Regions from separate parts of the Homo sapiens genome. Here region 1 is linked to region 2. Evidence: read pairs that join two places in POLR2A ChIA-PET (ENCODE). Cell type or tissue: Panc1. All regions are shown on one strand. Each heading gives the region's core, and the rest is flanking DNA. Links, peaks and the distances in the headings are about the cores only.

Region 1 (2,813 bases), core at 152-2,651, 110 kb before region 2:
ACTTGTCTTCATCTCTAACTAGATGGTAAAATATTTAAGTGAGGACTGTGACTCATTTTCTTGTTTCTCCACACATAATAATCCATAGCACAGAAAGCTGAACATCCTTAGTACTTACTTTTCCAAAATGAATACATTCATAAAGACAATTATGGCTTATAAACATGGTGTTAATAAGACTATGATATTCATATCCCAAATTCAACAAGCCGGCCGGGTGTGGTGGCTCACTCCTATAATCCCAGCACTTTGGGAGGCTGAGGTCGGGGGATTGCTTAAGGTCAGGAGTTTGAGACTAGCCTGGGTAACACAGTGAGACCCTGTCTCTACAAAAACATTTAAAAAAAATTAGCCAGATGTGGTGGTGCATGCCCATTGTCATAGCTGCTCAAGAGGCTGAGGAAGGAGGATCTGTTGAGCCCAGGAGTTGGAGGTTTCAATGAGTATGATCATGCCAATGCACTTCAGCCTGGGCGACAGAATGAGATCTTGTCACACACACACACACAAATCAACAAGCCAACTATGTGCCTGGCAGCATGATGTGGTGCAAACAGCATGTGTTTTGGAGGACTAGAGATGATGGTGAAGTGCCTGGCACAGGGAGGTGCCCAATACATGGTATGTTTATTAATGCATTTATATTTTCTGATTTAATTCTTCTCATTCACTATTAGGTAGTGTATTAGTCAGCTTGGGCTGCCATAACAGAATACCACAGGCTGGGCGGCTGAAACAGCAGAAATTTATTTTCTCACTGTTCTGGAGGCGTGAAGTCCAAGTTCAAGGTGCCAGCAGAGCTGGTTTCTGGTGAGGACTCTCTTCCTGGCTTGTAGACAGCTGCCTTCTCATGGTGTCCTCATGTGGCCTTTTCTCTGTGCACGTGTGGAGAGAGAAAGATTTTCCCATTGGATTAGGGCCCTATTCTCATGACCTCATTTAACTGAAATTACCTACTTAAAGCCCTTAGCTCCAAATACTGTCACATTGGGGTGTTAGAACTTCGATATATAAATTTTGGAGGGATACAATTCAGTCTATAACAGGTAGTTACTCTTTCCATTTTGCAGATGTGGAAATAGATATTCAAAGAAGTGGTTTCTTTTCTTCTGTGAAGCCTGTCTGTGCAGTCAGAAATATCCACCAGCTATATTTCCCCAGGTTTCTTTTTTCCTTACGACCTAAAGAGTTCAACTATTTTATCCTCTCTGGAAGTTGTTTTTTTTTTTTTTTTTTTTTTTTTTTTTTGTGACAGAGTCTCGCTCTGTCGCCCAGACTGGAGTGCAATGGTACAATCTTGGCTCACTGCAACCTCCACCTCCTGGGTTCAAGCAATTCTCCCTGCCTCGGCCTCCTGAGTAGCTGGGATTACAGGCACCTGCCACCACACCTGGCTAATTTTTGTATTATTATTATTATTTTTTTAGTAGAGACGGGGTTTTGCCGTGTTGGCCAGGTTGGTCTCGAACTCCTGACCTCAGGTGATCCAGCTGCCTTGGCCTCCCAAAGTGCTGGAATTACAGGTGTGAGCCTCCACACCCAGCCATATTTTTAAAAATAATACAACAGAGCTGGTAGCATCTTTTCCTTGGATGGTGCTAGTGAAATCCTGACAGTTGATTCCCCACCTGGGTTTCTCACCTTGATGCTTTTACCTCTCTTCTGTTATTTTGTAATTAGCAGAGACCATGGGGTTATAATGTACTTAATTATACATTCAGTACTTGATGTACTAGCAGAGAAAAATTCTACTTTTCTCTACATCAAAAAAAAAAACAGGAATTGGCTGGGCATGGTGGCTCACACCTGTAATCTCAGCACTTTGGGAGGTTGAGGTGGGCAGATCGCCTGTGTTCAGGAGTTCAAGACCAGCCTAGCCAACATGGTGAAACCCGATCTCTACTGAAAATACAAAAATTAGCCAGGCATGGTGGTGGTGCCTTAATCCCAGATACTCGGGAGGTTGAGGCAGGAGAATTGCTTGAACCTGGGAGGTTGAGGTTGCAGTGAGCCAAGATCGCACCACTAAACTCCAGCCTGAGTGACAGAGTGAGACTCTGTCCCCCTACCCCTTCCAAAAAAAAAAATACAAAAACAACAAAAAAAACCTCCCAGGAATCATGTCACAGCCAGACTTACCAACTTTGGACCATAGCTGGGGAATGAAAGGTTGCTCAGCACGTAGCAAACTCTAGGGTGGGATTATCTTGCTGCCCAGAAAGCACATTGTTCTCCATTCCTGTGCTTTGATATCACTATAACTCGGTATTCTCTGCCCACTGGTGGATTCTATTGCTTCATGTCTTCTAGTCTCTCTGTCTAACTAGCTTCAGTCAAATGTATTTCTTTCTATCTTGAGTACAAATCTCACTTACAGTGGATCTGATTGGTTCAGGTAGTCAGCACCCACCCCTTAAGTCCCCAACCAGCTTTTGGTCTAATCATATGTGCCACTATAGTACCATGAAAACAGGTCTCTTATCTATCATAGCTAAAGGAAAATATTCTTTGAGAACATATAAAGGTTTGTCTTCTATTTCTATGTTTATTTCTCACCTATAGGGCAAAATAGTGTTATGGTTAACATTGAGGTTCTGCAGTAAGACCGCTGGAGTTTCCATTCTGTCTTTACCCCTTACTAGCTGACCTTGGACAAAACAAATTTACTTCACCTTCCCATGCCTCAGTTCCTCATCTATAAAATGAGAATGATAATACAGTCCCTGCCTCACAGGGTTGCGAAGATTCCATAAGTTAATGCGTGTGAGGCCTTAGCACAGTGCATCATATACTACTAGTAAACACCCAGGAAG
Region 2 (2,813 bases), core at 162-2,661:
TTGGGTTTTTTAGCATTTCTTCTCTCTCTAGAACTCATCAAAAATATAATAGTAAGCACCAATGTGGAATAGTTTTGAGGTACTGAGTGAAGTCCTTTGAGGATTCGTGGCCTTTGAATTCTATAACGACACCATTGTTTTCCTTCTAAGGTACTTTGAGTAATTGACATGTAGGATTAATCAGGTATTTATTGGATGCCAGGTGCTGGACTAGAGGCTTTACACACATTAATTCATTTAAACTTCACTCTATGGAGGTGACTATTTTATTCTCACTTTATGGATAAGAAACTGAAGTTCGGAGAGGTTAAATGATTTATTTACCTGAGATGATGCAGGAACCCAGAATCATGAAAAAAGTTCATTGGTCTTTGGGAGAAGAGGTAAAATGGGGTGGTAAATTGGGGGTAGGGTTGTCAGAAGAACAGTGACATGATGAAAGTATTTCATCTGAGTGAGCAGGAAGAAGACCCCAGGGGATTGTAGTCTGGGAGGTGGGCTCAGAGGCTGTTGCAAACATCTCAGCATGACACCAGATGGAGGAGCCCAGGCAGGGTTGCACAGGAGCTGGCCGGTTCAAGAGAGCCAACTGTACTGATCTCTTCCCAACTCTACATTAAGTGACTCCTGATGGTAGCTTGAAATTAGTGTGGAAACATTACACCATGGAAATTGGCAAATGCTACAATCAGAGCCCTCCCTTCCCTCTGTTCCTTAGCTAGTTGTTAAATATCTTCCAGACCATAAGTGGGTCCAAGGAAATAAAAGGATATTTTGAAGGCAAAATCAATCCATTCCAGAGATTAGTTATATTGTATGAGCTCTATTTGGGGAGTGTAAGAAAAGGATGTATCAAAGGCATTAAGGATTATTTGATCTTCTCTCATTTCAAAGGCAATTGATCACAAAGCTTTTTAAGGAAAGAGATTGTTCTGGTCAAAGTATGCTGCTTCTATACCTCAGAATGAAGGCTGCCACTTTTATAAACAGATAGGCACAGGCTGCCACCTGAATGAGGGAGAGTTAGGATGTGCGCAGGACACACCTTGTCCTACAGAATTATATGCGCTCAGATTTTCCCCAGCCACGTGCTGGATCATGGCTTGATGGATCAAGGCAGAGGCTGAGCCCAGCTTTTCTGAGCCATGGGATAAGTTAGAAGCAGAAAGTTAGTCACAGTGAGGGAGTTTGCTGCTGCACAGCAGCAGCCCAGGGGCCTAGGGATTTCTGCTTTGTCACTGTCTGTCCCATCCAGAGCTGATGAATGAAGAGGCTGGCTTTGGGGCCCTGAGTGAAAAGGACGAGGAGAGCCCTGAAGAGTTCTCAGGGTCTCTAAAGGATTGCTGCTTCTTGGATCATAAGTTTACTCTTAACTGTAACAGAATGACAGAACGTCACTTCTCCTAATATTATTCTTGGCATAGCATCTTGTGCTGCGTCCTTCTTGTGATTCATCTCCATTACAGTTCTGTTACATATTTCTACGATGTTGCATTAGAAGAACAAACAGTGTTGTTAAATCCAATTCCCTGTCCTCTTCCAACAGTACCCACTGATGACAGGAACCTGGTTGATACTTAATTGTGTGATAGCTAAACTTCAGAATATTGAGTAAAATGTAAAACTCCCTGAAGGAAATTTGGTTCCATTGCATGGCACAGCTCCCAGGCAGGTCACAGGAGACTCTATGCTACATTTTTTTTTTTCTCTCCGAAGCATGCCAGTCTTTTTAGAACAGTTTCAGTGCAGGGTAGAATGCCGTGACGTCTCTGTGTTCTGAACTTCTGTCAAGACTCAAATCATGCCTCGATCCTCCCAGAAGCCTCTGCTGATCAATTTCCAGGAATAGTGCAGGTTCTCCTCTGGGCTCTCCCGCAGGGGCATGTACTGTACTAATCTGTTTCCGGGCAGTGTTGTGATGGCACAGGCTCTGGAGCCAAACTGCCTAGGTTCAAATCCTTGTTCTGTACTTTCTAAGCTGAGGTCCGCTGGGAAGTTAACATCTGGGCTTAATTGTTCTCATTTTAAAAATGGAGGTAGCAGTTGCACCTTATGTCACAGAGTTATCAGAACCTATGTAAAGTGCTTAGCATCTGCCTGGCACATGGTAGAGTCCCAGTAAACATGAGCTATTAATACTGTTATTATTTTCTCCCCAGTTGATTGAGAGTTTCTTGAGGGCTCTATCTTTCTTGTGCGAAGGAATAGCATGAATTTGAGTACGTGGTTGGTGCACAGGATGGTAAACGAATGAAAGCTGGGATCTCCTTGGAATTTATGTCTTGGAAATAATCGTCAAAGATTTAGAAGTAAAGAACAGTTTAATTTATAAAATTTTCTTTGTATATGTGCTTTCTAAAAGCCATATAAAATATTAAGCTTATTTGATTTACAAATTAGAAACAAAGATGGTCATACTTTACGCAAAAGTTAAGAAAAAAAATACATGTACTTATTCCATATCACAGGCAGTATGGTTTACTAGAGAAAACATGGATTGCAGAGGCCGACTTGGTTTAAATCCCAGCTCCATCATTTACAGCTTGTGTGGGTTTGGGCAAGGCACTTCAATTCCCTGTGCCTGCGTTTCCTCATTTGTAAACTGTGGCAAATAATACTTAACCATCTGGGGGTGGTTGTGGGAATTAAATGAAATCCTATCCATTAAGGACAGTTATTGGTATATGCTAAATTGTTGGTAGATGATAATTGTTGTTGTTTAGTTGTTGATGTATTAGACAGAGGTGGGGCAAGGGAAACAGAGAGGAGAAGGGAAAAAGAGAGAAAAGCATCAACATAGACAAAGCAAGAAG

What was found. ChIA-PET counts read pairs that join two places held together with the same protein. Peaks named below come from ENCODE experiments on the same cell type or tissue, not always from the same donor. Only the 100,000 strongest peaks of a DNase experiment are listed, where the experiment ranks them.
Region 1: POLR2A ChIA-PET joins it to region 2 with 19 read pairs; 5 of 35 experiments call an interaction of 5 or more read pairs at or near these places.

Annotation. Positions count from the first base shown.
Region 1 is chr7:22,829,824-22,832,636 of GRCh38, reverse strand. LOC112267993 (a long non-coding RNA gene) reads right to left here. Exons shown (of 3, transcript XR_002956543.2): 2 at 759-875. Among named protein-coding and RNA genes, the nearest start is that of TOMM7, 8.4 kb to the right of the region's middle. In Panc1, for the core only: no CTCF peak of the experiment used is centred there; no DNase peak of the experiment used is centred there.
Region 2 is chr7:22,716,952-22,719,764 of GRCh38, reverse strand. No RefSeq gene overlaps it. Among named protein-coding and RNA genes, the nearest start is that of IL6, 8.8 kb to the left of the region's middle. In Panc1, for the core only: no CTCF peak of the experiment used is centred there; a DNase peak (open chromatin) is centred at 1,454; H3K4me3 peaks cover 434 bases; H3K27ac peaks cover 2,500 bases.